4 separate regions of the Mus musculus genome follow, and all the other regions are linked to region 1. Evidence: chromatin loops called from intact Hi-C (ENCODE). Cell type or tissue: left cerebral cortex. All regions are shown on one strand. Region 1 holds the start of Prrc2c (proline-rich coiled-coil 2C). Region 2 has its middle 5.9 kb from the start of Scyl3. Region 3 holds the start of Gm22671 (a small nucleolar RNA gene). Region 4 overlaps Mroh9 (maestro heat-like repeat family member 9).

Region 1 (5,000 bases):
CTGTCAAGGAGAAACGAAGCCTGAATCAAAATCACAGCAGGATGTCCCTGCTATATTGGCAATCAATGTAGAAAACTGCAACCACTAGAAACTCAATATTTATTTCAACTTTTGAAACAAAACCATCCTCTTGTGGAACCAGATAAGTCAAGAAATGTCCTCGTATATAACACTTGTTCTGAACCTCTGCTCACCAAGCATCTTCTGACCCCTTTGGTTTCTTATAGTAAATGCTGTATCTAGCCAGGAGCGGATCCCGTGCCTTGAATCCCAGTATTCAGGAGGAAAAAATAGGTAGATAACTGGCTTATCCTGGGCAATGGTCCATGCCTTTAATCTTGGATCAAGATCAACCTGGTCTACCTGGTCTACTTAGTGAGTTTCAGGACAGCCAGAGCTACATAGTGAGACCATGTCGGGGGTGGGGGGGGGGGGTGTCTCTCACCAGCTCTGCAGTTTTGAGCATGGATGTATACAAGTCACAGTTTGTGATGGCTATTCTGGGTTATCAACTTGACTACTATCTGGAATTAACTAAAACCCACAAATGTGGAGGGGCTTGCCTGTGAGGATTTGTTTGTTTGCTTGCTTAATTTGAAGTGGCAAGATCCACTTCTTTCTTTTTTCTTTTTCGAGACAGGATTTTTCTGTGTAGCCCCAACTGTCCTGGAACTCACTCTGTAGACCAGGCTAGCCTGGAATTCAGAAATCCTCCTGCCTCTGCCTCCCAAGCGCTGGGATTAAAGGCGTGTGCCACCACTGCCCAGTGGAAGATCCACTTCTAAACTGTATCTTTGAGTTTAGAAAAAAAAGTTAGGAGTGCCGACTGTCCTGAGTTCAAATCCCAGCAACCACATGGTGGCTCACAACCATCCGTAATGAGATCTGATGCCCTCTTCTGGAGTGTCGGGAAGACAGCTACAGTGTACTTACATATAATAAATAAATAAATACATAAATACATAAATATTAGAAAACATACCTTTAATCAGGATCTTTTAAGGTGGGAAGACTCACCTCTAATCTGGGCTATGCCTTCAGCTGGAAGCCTATCCTATATATAAGGACATTGAAGAAGGTAGCTTTTGCTATTTGTCTTCTAGCTCTTTCCTCACTAACAAGAGTCCATTTCTTCACTGGTATTAAAGTCTTCTTTGGGATTCCAGTATGTACTGAAAACCAACTGAGAAATCTAGCCTTGTAGACTGAAAAACCTATTGAATTCTTGGACCTTCTGTTCATTGGCAGCCATTGTTGGATTAGCTATACCAGAGTCCATAAATCATTCTAACAAAATCTCTTTCTATATATACATAGAGATTCATTCTATAAATTCTGTTACTCTAGAGAACCCTAATGCACAACTCTTAGAAACTCATGAATTAATATTCTGTTTGTACATGTCAGTCTCATAACCAGGTAGATGTCAGCATATTTGATTGTTGGAGGGATCCTGCATTGCTCAAGAAAGATACTTCAAGTCCAGGATACAGAAGACTGGTTCTAATGGATTGTGGGAAAATAACCAAGGTGTTTTCTTGGTGAAAAGACAGGCCTCTCTCTGTCCTGTTCTATCAATCAGCAAATTATGTCTCATTTTGGAAGGTCTCTGAAGGGGCTAAGGGTTATAGTTCAGTTGGATTAGCACTTGCCTAACATGTTGAAGGCAAGCCCCAGATTCGAGCCCCAGAAATGCAAAGCAAACAAAATCTAAAACAAATGATCACAAATGTCAATTGGGGAAGAAGTTACTTGTGGTTACTGCGCTATTATTTTATGGTTGTTCTAACGTTGTGGTATCACCCCATGAATACATGCCAGTTGCAAGCGGAGGAGTTTACTCAGACCAGGACAAGAATCTTTGGATTTATTATACACTATAGATATCTCATAAAGTAGAGAAATATCACATACTCGTGGATTACCTTCTTTCCGTTGGGGAAAGGAAGACCAAACCTAGAGACTTGCATATATGTGACAAGATACTACGCGGCACTGAGGTACATGCTCAGCCCCCAGGTAGAATATTATCATTTTCCTTCCTCACTTCGGGTACTGCCTTGTCTCTACTATACACTTACCTAGTAAACATCTGCATGAATGACTCTTTTTTTTTTTTTTTTTTTTTTTTTGGCTTTCGAGACAGGGTTTCTCTGTATAGCCATGGCTGTCCTGGAACTCACTTTGTAGACCAGGCTGGCCTTGAACTCAGAAATCCACCTGCCTCTGCCTCCCAAGTGCTGGGATTAAAGGCGTACACCACCACGGCCCGGCCTGCATGAGTGACTCTTAACTGTTAGTTTTCTCTGTTAGGTAGTTGTTCCAAGAGGTAAACATTGCCAGAGGAGTCAGAAATAAACAGTGCCTTATTTTACACCAAAATTACAAATGCCGAAGGTGGCCTCAGCAAAGCACGCCAGTCGCTTTTGTCCCTAACACTTGGATTATTTTTTTCACTCCGAGGTAACTTCGGTCTTCTCAAATTGCCACCACACCATGGCCCCTCACTTTGCCCCCCCCCCCCCCCTAAGAACATTCGGTCAAAGCGCAGGTTGTAAACGTTTATGTTCCTCCATCAGTTGTTGTCAATGCACGGAGACAAACCAAGTCGTGATTCCTCACGGAGGGCTCAAGGTTTTTGGAATCTTCCCAGGTGGAAAAGCTTTGTCTCCGAAATGGCTCTGCTTGACGAACTCCCTCCTTCCAGTAGGAGGTAGCGTTGCCCTCCGCCGCAGTCGAGAAGCGGCGGAGGCTGTCACGTGACCCCGCAGCCTCAACCCCTCCACCCCCCCCGGGGCGGTCTTGCGGAGATTTGCCTTACGTACGCAACGTCATGACGTAGCACGTAGGGGCTGGCTAGCCGCCATCTTGCTTCTTTTTCTCGCTCGCTCTCACCCTCTCAGGAGGTAGCGAAAGTGCTTTGGCGGTTTGTACGGCGGTGGCTCGGGCTTTCGGGACCGAGCGGCCCTGCGGACGGTCTCTCGAGGCAATCTCCCCTCCCCTGACCCTGATCCGTCCGGGGCGAGCCCCTTGGAAGCGCGCAGACTTGGTTCTCAACCCTGGCGGGTAAGGAGAGCGAGGGCGTCCGGACCGTGAAGAGGCCCGATGGAGGAGGGAGGGAAGGCACGGGCGCTGGAGCCAGGCCTGGGGGCCCGCGGCGTCTCTCCCTGGGCTCCCGGCGTCGTGCTGTCCGCGGAGATCCGGAGCAGGGCTCGTCGCCCATGTGCGCGGCGTGTGCTGCGGCGGGGCGGCCCTGCGATGGCCGAGGGAGCCTCCGCCCGCGCGGGGCCTGCGCGCGCCGTTTTTCCACGGCGTGGAGGACGGTGCCCGTGGCGGCTCCGAGCGCTCTTAGTGCCTGCGGATGCTCCTGTGGTGATGGCTGGCGTTTGCAGCCAGCGGTGTGTAGTCCAGGGCGGTCGTAGAGGCTCTACCAGGACCCAGGACCAACGAACCCCACTTCCGCTGGGGACAAGCTGAACAACTTCTTGGAGGATTTGAGTAGTCTTTTCCTCCCTCTAGGCCGCTCCAGCCCGGCATTTGTGGGAATACGGCTCGGCTGCTGCCTGATTTTCAGAGAGAGCGTTTAGTATTACTGGTTGCTAGAGTAGAGACCCTAGTTAAGACCGAAGAAAAATAGCATGGGAGCCAGTGAGGACTCTTGCTTGATTTTGCATATAAGGACCGCTCTGATCTCTTTAAAGGGGATGTATATTTGTTTGAAGTGTGTTCAAGATCTTTGGGGTGGGGGGATCCAACTTGCCTAGTAATTCCTGACTCTTAAAACTACCCGGATTTCCGCATTGGCTGGTCTTCAACCTCGGTTCATAAATTCATACCCCAGCAGGATACTTAGAATTGTACAGTAGGCGGCCCTCCTGTTAGGGTTTCTCTTTGGGAATGCACCAGAAGAATCGGAAGATGCTTGCTTCATCGAGTGCTCAGGAGTCAATTCCCGCTAATAGACGTTACAGAGAGGGTGGTATGAAGCGGCCACCACGTCTGACCTCTAGCATTTTTTAAAAGTAGATTTAAGCTTCCATGTTGGTCATTAAGATGCTGCTTTGGCTGGAGCCATTTTTAGGTGTGTGTCACAGATGCACTGCAGCATCTTTTCTGGCTGGCTCCAAATGCATTGATTCTCCAAAAATTAGAAATAGATTGAGTTTGCATATAGAAAAGAAGTTTTTATATGATTTTTCTGGGATGAATTTGTCATAATAAGCTTTTGGGTTTTTTTGGGGGGGGTGTCTGTAGGTGTGTGTGAAGAACATAGAATGCTGGCTGATCTCTCATTACTTAACCTCTAACTGTATGCTCTCAAGACCTTTATATACATTATCCTTTTTGATCCTAGTCTTTGAGGAAGGAGCTCTTATACTTGGTTTACAGATGAGGACAAGATATTTGAGAGATCGAAGTAATTTGATCAAGGTCACAAATTTGTAGTGGTGCTGTAGTCAAAGCCATACTTTCTAAACCCAGAGGGGATGCTCTGAACTATCAAAGTGTTCATTTGGTCTTGTACATTTATAATTGTTGCTAAAATAAGGCACATTTTTAACTGGTACTTTTTCTTTAGCTTGCTTGGGTGTTTGAACATTGTTACATGTGAAGGTTAAAATGCTGCCAGATGTAAACGTAGTGTCTGTTTGGTGTCATAGGAAGACTAGGGGAAGACAGAAATGGGCTTGAGGCCAGCCTAGGCTGCGTAGTGAGAGCTTGTGAATGTTCAGTTTTGTTTTGTTTTTGAGAAGTGATTGTGAGCCCATCCCTTCATTATAAACTAAAGATGATATCAGTACCTCTCAGGCTTGCTGTAGAATTTAAGACTGAGTAATGCTCTTGTTACTGTGGTTAGTGCATAGTAAGTAAAAGGACAGCTAAAGATGAAGGGAAAGCAGGAGAGTCCTGGAAGAAGAAACTAGTGTTCAAGCAGTAAAATCTGTTCTCAGAATAGCCTAAGTCTTTGGATCCGTAAGTAGTTTCTTTTTCCTCTTCCA
Region 2 (5,000 bases), 1.2 Mb before region 1:
TAAAAGATTAAACATTTCCTTTGTCACCCAGTTGGCCCCAGATATTAGAAAAAATTATAAAGGTTTTTTCCTTTTTCTTTTCTTTTTTAAAAGTATTAGCAGGTTCCAGTTGCTGTAGGTTGGTCAAAGTGTTTTTAACAATAGAGAACCGATTGTGACAGGACCTTTTGCATGACCTGAAAGCCACTGTCACCTTCTCTTATGATGAGATGTAGTTAGACTTACAAATACCCAGCAAAAATTGTATGTCTCGTGCTCTGTCAGAAGAAACCAACCCCAGCCCCACGCCAGGACCAAGCTCATATAGTTGTTCAACTAACGAGTTCAGCTACCTCTGTCCAGCATAAACAATACCCAGTGACCCTGGAAACAACAAGGGAAATTGCAGTCCATATTGTCTGGCTTGAAGAGACAGGCATCCCGGTACCCTGCCAGTCATTCTCCTGCCCGTGCAGAAATCTGGGGTCTCAGAATCTCACGATTTTAGAGAGACAGTTGTACACTGAAAGATGCATCCCTCAACCTCCCACTGTCAGAGATGAGTCAACCCATCTTTGCTTTTAAGTGGATAGACCCACTTAAAAGGTTACAGTGGGCAATATACCTGCACTAGGTTGCCCCAGGATTTAAAGACACTAAGTACAGACTTCCTGCTCTTCTACCAGAGGTTTCCTGGGAAATGAATTATAAAAGGGACTGCCGTAAGAGTTACAGATCGTTGGTTACAAAATGTTGGCTAAGAAAGCCTAGCTTTATAGAAGATCCCACCAGCCAAGGGGAGGCAAGGAGCCTGTCTCAGAGTAGGTTTGAACTTCAGATCTCAGCTCCAAAGACTAAGAAAGAGGTTTGAGAGTTTGAGATTTGAGAGGTAGGTGCAGCAGGATATTGCTGCCTCTGGATGACAGAGTTTGTGAAAATAGCAAGGCCTCTATACACCTCTATACACCACCACAGTTGTGTGTGTGTGTGTGTGTGTGTTTTGAGGGGTATGGGATGAAGGGCACTGAACCCTTAATCCAGACTGAGATTAAACAAGACAAAAGGGGTTTTAACCTAAACTTTGGGGTCATGGCAACACCCTGTGATATACTTGCCAAAATGACTGGACCCTGTAGCCACAGGTTGTACCCACCTGTCTAAGAGCTGTGGCCGCTACTGCTAACTTAATAAAAGAAAGCAAAGACCTTAAGTATGGATCAAGATCTTATACTCATAGCACTCAGGACATCATTGAGGCCCTCCCCTGAAAAGTATCAGAATGCTGGATTTCTAATGACTGTGTGACCCAGTATCAGGTCCTGCTCCTGCCTCACCATTGAGTCAGGTTTGAGCAACCCACCACCATCAACCCTGCTACCCTCTTGGCTGATGGCAACCCACAGGTACTCATCTGCGATTGTCACGAGATAAAATATGAAATCAGGCACATGGGATTTGCAATAGTTAGTTTAGCCTAAATGATTTGGGCCCAAGCCGGGTATCTCAGGCCCAGAAAGCAGATGGTCTTTGGGGTCTCAGATGGGGAAAAGAAAACTCAACCACCATATACACGGACCATCAGAACTACTGGGTATGTGCATGGTATGGTCTATTTAGAGAAAGGGCTTTCCATTGCTGGAAAAAATATTAGAAATTCTTGGCTCTCCAAGAGGCTAATTGGCTTCTCCTACTAATTGCTGTCCTCCACTGCTGGGTTTTTAACCTGGCCGCCTGATCAAGGGCCCTGTGACTGGTGGGGCCTGTTGATGTTCTGGTGACATAACCATAATCTAGACTTCCAAGACTCCATGATAAACAAAAATTGGACAGTTCAAACCCACAGGTTGCTGGGCTCCCACACCAGAGGGAAAGACCATTCTCCTAGAAACATCCGGCGGGGCTGTGGTGACATTCTCCAGGCTACGCATGTGGGGTCCACAGACTTTCTGAGCGGCTCAGACTGAGGTATGGCTATCATAGGATGTCTCAGCCAGATGCCATCATTATGCTCAAGTGAATCCAAAATAGAGCGCGCTTATCCTGGAAGGTGTCCAAATGAGAGACCAACCCCCCCACACACTCTGGGAACACTGACTTTACCAACCTCCAGTCTGCTGGGAGAGGATACAAGCTTGTCTTTATAGATAGCTTTTCTGGGCAGAGAGAAGTGTTCTTCACGGAGACTGAAACTGCTCAAATAGTAGCTTAAAAATCTCCAGGAACTGGTCGCCTGATTTAGTGTTCCCCCAGTAATGGTGTCAAACAGTAACCTGGCTTTTGTAGCCAAAACCTCTCAACTAAAATAGGTAAGCTTTAGACACAGATTGAAAACTTCACTGTGCATATAGACCTCAGAGTTCTAGCCAGATTAAAAAAAACAAAAACAAAAACAGGACATTAAAAGAAACTCTAACAAAACTCTCATGAAAGTCCAACAAAAGATGGATAGGCCTCCTTCCTTTGCTTGGTCTTCAACCCACTGTGCCCTGTATAGGGAGGGATTTACCCGCTATGAGATGATGTTTCAAAGAGATTCCCCACTGCTTCCCAGGCTCAGAGACCAGCAATTGGCAAAACCATTCCTTTCTCAAGTCACTAGGGCAGTCCAGTCCTCCACAAAGGCTGCTTATCAGATTACCTGAGAGATCCAGTGGACCTCTGAGTCCACCACCAGTTTCCTCTTGTTCCAGTCCAGTGATACTGTCTGGGTCAGGCAGGTAGCTGAAGGGCCACCGAAACCACCTCGGGTAGGACTCTACATGGTGATTTCTCTGCTCCTACGGCTGTGAAGACAGCTGCCATCACGCCATGGGCCCACCTCACCCAGGTCAAGAAAGTGGAAGCCACAGATGCTGTTGCCAAATGAACTGTCTCCAGAGTATGGGTCCACTGGAATTAAAGTCTTACGGGGTCCCAGGCCCTCTGCCTCCTAAAACTTGTTTAGTGTGAATACTGGGTTATGGTCCAACCCCTACAGGCCTCAGGTTTGTACCTGCAAACTGAGGAGACAGGGAAGGTATTAGATAATAGGACTACAAATCAGCAACCCACAGTCCATCTTGACTGTTACTTGCTGGTGCCCATTTTTATGTCTGGTTGTAGTGGGAAAAAAAAAGAAAAGATAGGGAGGTTTATTTTTTGAGAGAATACAGAGTTTATATTTCTGTGCATTCCTGTGATGCTATCCCCTAATTGCCTGGAACGAGGGACTTTCCATTGCAAAAGTTGGGTTTGTAAAACTAAGGCTTCCTGAAATTTTTCTTTAAAAAGATTCTGGTGTTTGGGAAACAGGAAAACCCGGGGAAGTAGACTCTACGTCTTAGGGTTAGAGGGTCCCTGGGAACTGAGTTAATCATTCCTAGCCAAAAATCAGCCAGGAATGGTTATGCTTGGACACCCTGCCCCATACTACACAGGGATAAGAACTCACCAGACTGTCAACCTATTAACTGACAAAACTGTGTGGCTGAGGGCTGCCCAGATTGACATGAAAGGACTTATAAGAGACTAAACCTTGTCTACTATCCAAGACCTTCAACCTAGGCACTTCCCCTTATTCTGATGCCTGCTACTTAGCCTTATGGGTTAATTCATATAGATGATAATATTACTGGGCCTCTGAGGCTACATGTACTAATGGCTTGACTAAATATGCCTCTTCTGATTCCAAACTAAGGAGATAAGTTGATCAGGACATATAGGTAGTAAAAGTTTGTTTCTGAATTAAAATGATAAATTCCTTCATAGAAATGGTCCTACAAAACTGAGGGTGATTAGATTTTTCATGAGATAAGGGAAACTGTATGGCTTTGGGAAAATCCTGTTTTTCTTTTTTCTATGCTAATTGATTAGGGGTAATTAGAAAAAAAAAATCTTGTCATAGGTGGGGGAAATAATACCAGTCTTTGTTTTCTTGGTCCCCTGGCTAAGCACAGCAAGGCCCTACATCTTTTTTTTTTTTTTTGGTTTTTTGAGAAAGGGTTTCTCTGTATAGCCCTGGCTGTCCTGGAACTCACTTTGTAGACCAGGCTGGCCCTGAACTCAGAAATCCGCCTGCCTCTGCCTCCTAAGTGCTGGGATTAAAGGCGTGAGCCACCACTCCAGGCTCAAGGTCCTACATCTTAAACTAAAACAAGCTTAAGTTTTTATGATTTGATTCACTTGCTAACACCAGTGGGTAATGAGTTCTGAAGACAGTATTTCAGTATTTCATATGCTGATTTCGAGTTGTTCCTTATGGATGCTTAGTGCTTCATCTGGATGCACGTTACAGATGTGGTCTGAGGCCTGTGAGGCTGGAATCATGGCTCAGTGGTTAAGAGCACTTGCTGGTTTAGTACAGGACCAAGGTTCATTTCCCAGCACCTACATCAGGTAACTCACCTGTACCGCCAGGCCCAGGGGCTCTGATGGCCTCTTCTGGCCTCCAAGAGCAAGAACACACTTTGGATTTAGCACTTCCTCTTAGACCTCACCTTTCACTCAGTCAACCTGCCCACCCACATCCAACCAACTCAGATGGACAGTCACGCGTCTTAGGACTTCTGTTCCAGCTCTTCCTTCAGTCTGCCAACCTCCCAACGTTTGGTATTTATTTGGCTAACTCCCACGCCCTCCCCCTACACCTCTGTTCTGATTACTCTGCTCAAGAAGGCCTAAGCTGTCTGGTATGGCAGGCTTTCCTCTCTGCCAATCCCATTGCCAAAGCTTCTGAACCTGTTTCCTTTTGCATCGTTCTGCTGCCCCAGAGTGCTCACATGTTTTATAAAGTGTAAAAACTCTAGGGTTTCCTAATGTTCCTAGGATTTGGAAGCATTTTACCATAAACAGCATCTCATCATAACTGAAATGTTAACACCTTTTCGTAGTGCTATCGACTGTACTGATGGACCTTATGTGTGATGGCATCATAGATTGCTCAAGCACAGGATTCCTACCTATTATGATTCACGTTCATTTCTGGAGGCAGAGGTTAACTTTGGGGTTTTCATTCAAAAGAATGAAACAAATAAAAGCCAGGC
Region 3 (5,000 bases), 320 kb before region 1:
CCATGTAAAAGCATGGCGCAGTGGAGTGTGTCTGTAACTCTAGTACTGGTGGACTGAGGCGGATGGATTCTTGGGGCTCCTTGGCTTAGCCCAAAGAGCAAACTTTAGGCTCAAACACATCCTAAATCGAACACATAAGGTAAAGAAATGGTGTTTATGACATCAATCTCTGGCTTCCACATTCATCTACACAGGCAAACACACACACACACACACACACACACACACACACACACACACACACACACACACACACAGAGTTGCATTGGAGAGCTGAGTTTCTAACATGACATTTGGGAGACATACTTAGACCATAATGCCTTTTTTTTTTCTTTCCTTCTGTTTCATTTTTCCAGCTGAGTGGTTTGATCTCTCTCATATTCAGCTTCTTTTCCCATTGAGCTTCTCAAACATCATCCTATACACCCAGAACACTGTAAACATTACATTTAACTGGGGCCACAAAAACCATGCAAGCCTCACCTATTACAAGGATTTTCTGTGCTCCGTGCTACTGTTGGGGCTCGAATTACAAAATTCAGCCTGAAAGACTAACAACTTCAAGCTGACAAATCCAAGCTAAATTTAGACAAGAGTGAGAGGACCTTCTGGCTAAGAGTCCCCACCCAGATCCTTGGGTCAGAGACCCATATCACAGTCTTGATGGTGATAGACATACAGGACTCACAGTTCCCTCTCCTGACACAACTGTGCACACAAGAGAAGAGAGGCAAAGGGAAGCCATTCAGACACAGAAAGCAGGCAGGGCGAAGTTTACCTCGTAGAGAGTTCTCATTGCTGCTATGGGCAAGAGCATTCATGCCACAGGCCGAACATAACTTGAGGGGAAATGGGAGGTTCATGGTCATCTCCTTAACCAACACAATAGGAAAGAGCCCCCCAGAGAGCCTCCTAGGAGACGTCATAGCATATCACTGGAGGCAGGAACAGGGGTCAAACAGAAAACTGGAGATGGGAAACTACCTTCTACTACAACAAATCAGTAACCGATCAGAAACTGATCCAAAATGGAACTCAGCAACTTATCACCTCAACCAGGTTACCCTTGTAGAGCTTTTTGTCCAGATCTCCTGCTCTTACATGACTTTATTCCTGACCATTAATAAGTATTTCATTGCATTCATGTAAGTATACTTTCTGTTACTGCTTTTTGGTATGCTAATTGCTATATTGGTCATTCCAGTAAAGGCTGAATTCCTGTAACAGAGAAATGGCCCCTTTTAAAAGTGCACAAGGAACTTGACATCTCTGTTGATGGAGGAAATTCTTCTTCCAGGTGTCTAAAATTGTGGAAGACATTTATGAGCAGCTCTGTGGGAATCCTTCCCCCATGATGAAGAGTGTCATGCTGCACGTTATCAGCGTGTTAACACGTGCTTCCCCGAAGAAGGTCATCTTTCAGCTCATGGAGTTCCCAGTCCCTGCAGACAAGTAAGGCCTCCCCCAGGCTGTCCCGCTGCACATACTGGTCCACAAACGGCCCACAAACTCCTCAGTCATGTGGCCCAAGCTTGGTCCTCTTGTCTAGTCAGGCCCAATTTCTTTTTCTGAAAAGAAATTTATTTTTACATCATCTAGGTTGTCTGTACATGTTTTAAATATGATCATATGTTACATGTTACTTTGTGCAATGCTTAACACACAGTAGGACCTCAAGACTGTATTAATGCCACTATTGGGAGAAGGGGTTAAATTGTGATTGTTACAAATCTCACCCAAACTTTTTTTTCAAAAAGAGAATGTATTTTTTGTCCATTGTCAACTTTTTTTTTCTTGAGAAAACCCTCAAACATACAAGTTTTTCTTATTTATTTATGAATTTTGTTTTAATGTACAAGTGCTCTGTCTGCGTGTACACCTGCATGCCAGAAGAGGGCATCAGATCCCTTTATAGATGCTGGTGAGCCACCATGTTGCTGCAAATTGAATTCAGACCCTCTGGAAGAGCAGTCAGTGTTCTTAAGCACTGAGCCATCTCACCAGCCCGGGTTTTTCTTATTTATAAAGAGCAGACATAAGCTCCAAAATAAGGGCCAGAGAAATGGCTCAGTGGTTAAGTAAGTACTGCTCTTACAGAGAGCCAGAGTTAAATTCCCAGTACTCATATGTTGGGTGACTTACAACCAACTCTGGATCCAGGGAATTCAAGGCCCTCTTCTGCCTTTCATAGGCACCCACTTGCATGCATGCACACAAAAATAAAATTAATCTTTTTTTAAAATTACTGAAACCAACTGAGAATTTTCTATTCATTAATGCTTATCTGAAACTCATGCCCATCAATGGTCATCTGAAATTCATGACCTAGGACCACAAGAAATATTAAACAACAAAACCTTGTTACCCTGAGTCTATGAGTCACTTCAACTCTAACAGGTGCATTAGGAAAGATTAGAAAAATCATATGGTTCTATTTCTACAGCTCATATGCTGGCGGAGATCAAGGTTTCACCACCCTTCTGCTGTCTGTAACAAACTTAGAATTGCAAATGGTAAACATGATTCTAGACACCTTGTGTTTGCAGAACTCTGCTACTGCTGTGGCAAGCAGCAAGTATGGAGTCAAGTGTTGCATCTGAAGTGCTGAAGACAATCTTGTTGATACTAAAAGGAAAGCCTGGAGAAATAGAGGAAACACTGGGAGAAAAAAGACGTTTCTCCCTCGATGCCACCAACATGATGCCTGTGGCGGTAAGTGACACCATGAGCGTTTCTATTCTGTTGTCTTCCTGATCATGACACTATCAGCACAGATTAAGACCCTCCTCCTTGACCCAGCCCCTTCTGATCATGCATGCATGCATGCATGCATCGAATACATATTCATTAATCAGAGTATGCATTCTGTTAAGATATAGAGACGAAGAACAAATATGTACATTTGATATCATAGGAAATATATAGCTGTACATGTTGGGGAAAGAAGGTGACAGTGATAATTTAAGGTAAGTTGGACATGGCACTCCTCCATATTGAAAGGACTTAAAATCAGAATCCTGGGCTGATGCAGGAAAATACTTATATGCATCTTGGAAAGGCAGAGAGCAGAGCAAAATCCCGTCCTAATGGAAGTGTGACTTGTATAGCAAGAAGTCCAAGAATCAGAAGGAGCTACCCAATGGCAAAATTGTATGTGACTATAAAGAGATAGCCACCAGCTAAGTCTTCACTAGTCACATACGGAGTTGATATCACCTGTGTCCATCATGTTTCTCCCATGGACCAACATCATCAAGCCTGAGAGACAACTGAGAGAAATGTCGTGAAAAGGGATGCTGTTTTTTATTAATATGAGGTGTGTATGGATGTGTGTATGGATGATAGTGGGGATTATGGGGGTCACTACACAGGAGTCAAGAGATTCAGGGATGACTTGCTGCATCTCTTATTGACTGTATCACTTTCCTTGCTTTTTAACAAGCCTAACAAAGACTTTTCTTACTAGTAAGACTATTCCTCATGGCCACATAGGAAGTGAACCTTGGGCTATATGCCCTCATTGAGAACTGGGTTTCTTTCCACAAATCTGACAGCTGGAAGGGAACCATTCCCAGTGCCTTGGAATCTCATTACCAAGAAAGCTTGGCTCAGTTTCTGCTTTACAACAAATTTAGTGAGTGTGGTTGAGTGAATACACATGCATGCTGAAGGAGACTGGGAAGGCTTGCAGCCATTCTAGCCCTCTGTATGACTGACAATCATTGGAGGGAGACAATTGCCTACTTTAACTCCACTTTCCTTTCCTTCTAGGCATCTCAGGCCCTGTGCACATTTCTACCTGTGACTTCTTATGAGAAAGTGGTGGTCAAGTTATTCCCTGAGTTCCTGATGGCCCTCTTGCTTCAACTCTCCTACTGTAGTCATCATTTAAAAAATACGGCACGGAACAGACCTCTGTAAGAGAATGCGAGTTCTGATTCAGTGGGCGATAGGCATCCAGACACTCCCTTGGGTTTATATGGGACTAGCTATAAGCCAGTGGGAGATTCTGTTCTGATTTATTTCTGTCTTCTCTCCTTGAAGGGTAGTGTGTCTTCAGAAGAGTAATCCTCCTGAGGCTATGAGTGTTCACTAGTCTCTCCCCTTCATATGTGAACCACATAGAAAAAGTGAATCACACAGAATACTGTTCATTCCCATTGCCCCTGTGGTCATATCAGTGACAAGCAGCAGCAGCTACATACAGTTAAGCTCTGCCATTCAGAGAATCCCTAATAGGAACCTCTCAGAGTTAGCGTAAATGCAAACAACAAGCAGTGTGTGCAAATAGTCACAGTAAACTGGAAGCTATCTCACAATTTGATATGGATATGACGTGGGGTGGGGGCAGTAGGACATCAGTCCTCTGTTTCACGTCAAGGTTCACAATTTCCTTTTGGACAAGAGAGTTTTCCTGCCTTGATAGGAAAGTCTCAGTATAATTGTCAGCAATTCACCATGTCTGGTATGAACATCTATGTTAAACAGAGCACAATCAGTCTCATTTAAAATATGTAATCCTGCCTCTAGAGGTGTCACGGGTGTGACTGATGTGTCTTCTGTGAGTCAGTAGGTGGCACAGAAGAGAGAGGCTGTGTCTATGCTCAATGTGTTCTGACCTGTGAATACCTGATAGCTTAGTTGCCTAACATTCTCTGAAAATAGGAAGCCCGAGACAACCAACAACATGTCTGTCCCTCATTGTGTGGGCCCAGTTCTCAGGTCAGAGAGCTAGCTGGAGGCTAGAAGAACTTTGTCTAAGACTGCAAGTACCAGGTGTGAGTGAGCCCAAGAGTGAGCCCTTGCCACCAGGGTAGGCCCAGGTGAGGAATGAGCCTGAAATGCCATGGGCCCCAGACAGCTATCCTGAGATGACCACCAGTCTGTCACTGCACAGACCTGTTGGGTTTGGGAGCTTGTAAAGACATGGGGAAGGAGGGAGGTAAAGATGAGGGGTTAGGCACATGATGTGAGATTCGCAAAGAACCTATAAAAAGTTG
Region 4 (5,000 bases), 330 kb before region 1:
AATTATACGAAGTCAGTTGGGAAAGTAGGTAATGAAGATGAGTGAATCTGCAGACGCGGGCTATGAATAGAAGTTTAGTAGCCATTGTGGGAGCCAGAAAATGAGCTACAGCAGAAGCCTAAATCTAAATCTTCTTATGAGCTGCTACTCTGACCTCAGACAGGACACAGGTAGAAAAATGTAAACAAAGGCCACATGGATAAAGTCTCAGAAAAGAGGAACCAGGTGCTGGAGTCTAACATAAAGGGTAATCTCCTTAGACATCTACTGAGACTTGGAGGAAATGTGCCCGTGTTTTAGAACTTCAGGAAAGGCAGAACTTGAATGTGAGATCCTCTTCTGGAAGAAGAAGTTAAGATGTCAGTAACTCTATCTTGTCTGTTTCCATCTTGGAACTAGGTTATCCAGAAGAAGCTTCTAAGTTGCAAAGTGTCCATTTCCCTACACTGCTTCTTTTGGTCAGTTATAGTAAAATGAGAGAAGGGAAACAAAATGTAAATGTCAAACTTTGAATTACTAGTGTTGTACAGTGCAAATATGTGGATAACTCTCACCCTGGACCTGAGAGGACAACAGCAAGTGCTTGAGATGAAATGCTAATGAACTGGAGATCAGTCTCGCTTACTCAGCAGATCAGTCTGCACATAAGAAAACCAGGTCCTGCCCATCAAGTGGACACTGGGAGAAGTGTCCTGAAGTCATCCTGTCCATCAAGTGGACAATGGGAGAAGTGTCCTGAAGTCATTTCACAGATTTTTGAGGCAAGCTAGGTCCTCAGAGACATGGTTTCTGGAGAGGTACTCAAAGGACCACAGTGTTAGCTCATCTGCAGCACGTGGACACTCTGCTGAGAACGCCAGCAATCCACACTTCTACTGTCCTGGCTGTGACTCAAGCAGGTCCAGGTGTAGCTCCCCCCATGACTTGGAAGGTGTAAGCTAGAAATCAGCAGTTTCCTCTATCATGGTGGCAGTTCTATGGGTACGCAGGCCTCACGGTGCTATCTCCAGAATATATAAAACAAGAGGCAGAATAATTCTTGGGTAAGTTGACATTTCTGAATCAGATACAATTTTAGTTCTCTCTTAAAGGCGAAATACAAATCCCATGCTTTTCAAAGTGAAAATATGAACTTAAACAAGAGGTAACATAACATCATCGTCTTATACAAAACATTTAATGATACCCAGAAGTTTATATTATAGTGAATATCAGTAACTGTTGAATGAATTTAATAAAACATAAATGTATAAGTATAACAGTAGAAGTTGTGCAGTCATTGAAAGGTTGGGGTTTGCTGCAATTTTAGATAAAATGAGATCAAGTATGGATTAATCAGTAGATAATGTTTCCTGCCTTGGTAAAGTTGGAAACTACATAGAGGAGCCTTTCAGAAGTGGAATTACTGTGGTTCTAAAACAGCTGCTGTGTTTCTAACAGGAAATGGCCACTTGGATGAGTGAGGACAGTCAGTACCAGCAAGAGCGAGCAATGATGGTTATCACCAGGGTATTAATCTTTGCATCCAAGAGGGTCAAGAAATATGTAAGTCACTGACTTCAGTAATGCTGCTGACTCAAGACTGTCTATCTAGAGAGCTGCCTGCCAGGTCTTAGATCTTGAGATTACTGAATCTGGCTTAGTACTAATGGACTGGGAGGTAGGGTTATATAAAAAGAGTCCACAGCCTCCATGGACATGAATCAATGAGAGCAGTGCTTTTTCCAGTGATTGACTGAACTGTATTCTATTTTACACACATCCAATGGGCATGTCAAAACACAGACTTTTACTGACTAAATAGACTCTCCTCTGCTAACCCAGTGTTATTTGTAATATCACAGATATTTCATTCTTACCTTATCTCCTGTCTTTTAAAATATTTTATATTTTGTTTTAAATGCATACAATTGTGAGGGCTCTCAGCAAATGCTATGGCTTACAGAGTAACAATCCTCATGGGGCAAAAAGACGACTCAGTGCACTCAACACGACTCAGTACCCAAGGTTGGTTCAAATTTCTGGAGTCTGACCCTGGGCAGTTTGTTGTAAGCATATTTAAGGCACACAATAATTTGGGAAAGAGGTTTCCTGTGCAATACGTAGGGATGCCTGGATAATCTGTACCGGGTTGCCCTCTGTGCATGAGAGGCACGACTACATTGAAACTCTTCTCAAAGTGTGTATCACTTCCTCCTGCTTTGAATACATCATTGCTCTCCTTCTCAGAAACCTTACACTGTAAACATTTCCCTCCCATGGATGCTTACATCAAGAGTTGCTTTTCCAATTAATCCTCCAAGTAACTTTCAAGTGTGCCCCACTAACCATTCATTGAATTACTTAAATGAGGCTTAACATTAAGAATAGTTCATCTCTAATATATTTTCTCTGCAACTCCTAATATCTGCCAATCACCCAGCAATTATTTGATGCCAACCACTTATCTGCTCTCTGTCTAATCATGCACTTCTCTCTGAATATGTTGGTATAGTTCACTAAGTCACACCCAGGGAGCAGGTCAGACATTTGGAGTTTTGTCTTACATGTCCAGTCCCTTTTCTCCTCTTACTGTAGCCTAGGACATGTTTCTTTGTCCACAGGACACTTCAGGTGTGAAAAACATAATCTCATACATTCAGGGGTGAATCCAAAGTCACACATTGTTAATTTCAACACGTTGAGAAAATCCACATAGTTCTATTTACCAACTAATAATACCTAGCTAGCACTGCAGTGGTTTGCAGTGGTTACTCAGGCCACAAGGTGGCAGACCATTAGCACTTTTCAGAGCTTTGCTAGCTCTGGAGCTGCTTATCTTGATCATGAGGGCATAAACTTCATTAAGTCAGCCTTGTTTTAAAAATAATATCACAGAAAAATGATTAAGTCAGTAAAAAAAAATAAATCATATTATATGTATATAACTACATGATCCAAACTACTGATAATAAATTAAATCTCAGGCTTCCTACAGGTCTGCTACGTCTATCTCAGTATCTAACACAAAGAATATTAGTTCTGCCCTCTGATTACATTTTAAGAAAACTACACAGATCCTTGTCTCCGTCATTCCGAGTTTCAGAAGCTCTTGGACTGTTAATGAACCTTCTCTGTTACTAAAATACTTTTTTAAATGGCGATTCCCCTCACATGATGATGTAGAGACTATCCTACACTCCACAAATAACTACTCATTCAATTAAATGGAGCATATTTCTGCATACAGAAACATGTCTTCCTAGATCAGCTAGGATTGTTATATTGTGCCATTGATAGAAACATTGCTCCTGTCTTTGCTCCTTTGGCACATTGAAAGGTGAATGCATTGCTACCACCCTCCTAAAAGAACAAAAAAGAGAGAGCAGAAGATAAGACACCAGTGTGCAAAATGGCCAATGAGAAGAACAGGTCCCCTTGGAGTTCAAATGGAGCAGAGACTGCTCAGGCAATGATCAGTCAGAAAAAAGTCAAAGAAAGAAATTGGGCTAGGTCTTGTGGATTTTTTATTTATTGATGTCTAACACATTGTCCCGTTCTGGATATTGTCCATGAACTACATAACAAATTTAATATTAGCAGTTTGAGACAACAGATATATTTATCCAGCAGTTTCTGTTATCAAGGGTCTGAGTATAAAAACTAGACACCCGTGGTTGGTAATGTTCTCATGGGATTGAAGCTCAGCTCTCAGCTTAAAGGCTGATTGAAGTTAAAGGGAACCCAAAGTTCAGCTCACTGAGTTTGTCCTTTGTGGGCCTCTGTCTCTCCTGATTCAGTCCTCTCTATAAAGCTACCATCATGGATTTTTATCTCTCTGGAGCCATAAGCTGGCATAAACTTCTCTTTCTTAAAAATGGGATGAGGGTTTTGAGTTCCTGCTGGCAAACTGCCCTCGTTTACCTTCCTTCTTGCCAGTGCCCTCACAAGATGGCAGTATGCTCTTTAGTCCACTGTGCGTATACACAGAAATACGGTAATTGATGAAGGGGTTTCCCTGCTGAACTTCTCAACGGCAGACTAAATAGAAAGTGATGAATGACCAATACACCAAAACCACCTATCTAGGCTAATAGCCCCTCATCTTAGTAGCAAGGAATATCTTACCAGCTCTGCAAGACAAAGGTTGATGAAACAGTTTATCCTTTAAAAAACTATTCACAGTGTAATAAAGGATATTCATGTCTTCACCAAAAAAATACATCTCCGTTTATCTCTCTACCTACTTCTGTAGTTGCATTGAGTCAAGTCAGATATGTTATTCAAGACAAAAGTCTAAATATTCAATTAAAACTTCAAGTCTCTGAAGAAAGAAATTAAAGAAGATCTCAGAAGATGGAAAGATCTCCCATGCTCATGGATTGGCAGGATCAACATTGTAAAAATGGCTATCTTGCCAAAAGCAATCTACAGATTCAATGCAATCCCCATCAAAATTCCAACTCAATTCTTCAACAAATTAGAAAGAGCAATTTGCAAATTCATCTGGAATAACAAAAAACCTAGTATAGCAAAAACTCTTCTCAAGGATAAAAGAACCTCTGGTGGAATCACCATGCCTGACCTAAAGCTTTACTACAGAGCAATTGTGATAAAAACTGCATGGTACTGGTATAGAGACAGACAAGTAGACCAATGGAATAGAATTGAAGACCCAGAAATGAACCCACACACCTATGGTCACTTGATCTTTGACAAGGGAGCTAAAACCATCCAGTGGAAGAAAGACAGCATTTTCAACAATTGGTGCTGGCACAACTAGTTGTTATCATGTAGAAGAATGCGAATCGATCCATACTTATCTCCTTGTACTAAGGTCAAATCTAAGTGGATGAAGGAACTTCACATAAAACCAGAGACACTGAAACTTATAGAGGAGAAAGTGGGGAAAAGCCTTGAAGATATGGGCACAGAGGAAAAATTCCTGAACAGAACAGCATGGCTTGTGCTGTAAGATCGAGAATTGACAAATGGGACCTAATGAAACTCCAAAGTTTCTG

The links. Peaks named below come from ENCODE experiments on the same cell type or tissue, not always from the same donor. Only the 100,000 strongest peaks of a DNase experiment are listed, where the experiment ranks them.
Region 2: a loop joins it to region 1, with 4 times the contacts of the local background. A loop is called at or near these places in 4 of 42 quality-filtered maps.
Region 3: a loop joins it to region 1, with 2.7 times the contacts of the local background. A loop is called at or near these places in 2 of 42 quality-filtered maps.
Region 4: it touches region 1 in a loop (2.9-fold over the local background); 4 of 42 quality-filtered maps call a loop at or near these places.

Annotation. Positions count from the first base shown.
Region 1 is chr1:162,738,391-162,743,390 of GRCm38, reverse strand. It overlaps Prrc2c (proline-rich coiled-coil 2C), which reads left to right and starts at 2,835. Exons shown (of 35, transcript NM_001081290.1): 1 at 2,835-3,066. In left cerebral cortex, CTCF peaks have their summits at 2,704 and 3,978; DNase peaks (open chromatin) are centred at 2,314, 2,817, 3,354 and 3,857; H3K4me3 peaks cover 2,765 bases; H3K27ac peaks cover 1,837 bases.
Region 2 is chr1:163,921,334-163,926,333 of GRCm38, reverse strand. No RefSeq gene overlaps it. Among named protein-coding and RNA genes, the nearest start is that of Scyl3, 5.9 kb to the left of the region's middle. In left cerebral cortex, no CTCF peak of the experiment used is centred here; a DNase peak (open chromatin) is centred at 2,036; H3K27ac peaks cover 985 bases.
Region 3 is chr1:163,054,471-163,059,470 of GRCm38, reverse strand. Mroh9 (maestro heat-like repeat family member 9) reads left to right here. Exons shown (of 22, transcript NM_030071.1): 11 at 1,298-1,452; 12 at 2,547-2,712; 13 at 3,772-3,917. It overlaps Gm22671 (a small nucleolar RNA gene), which reads left to right and starts at 4,520; the gene lies at 4,520-4,653. In left cerebral cortex, a CTCF peak has its summit at 1,882 (motif pointing right); a DNase peak (open chromatin) is centred at 1,939.
Region 4 is chr1:163,068,463-163,073,462 of GRCm38, reverse strand. It overlaps Mroh9 (maestro heat-like repeat family member 9), which reads left to right. Exons shown (of 22, transcript NM_030071.1): 7 at 1,441-1,545. Among named protein-coding and RNA genes, the nearest start is that of Mroh9, 15 kb to the left of the region's middle. In left cerebral cortex, a CTCF peak has its summit at 2,762 (motif pointing right); a DNase peak (open chromatin) is centred at 2,762.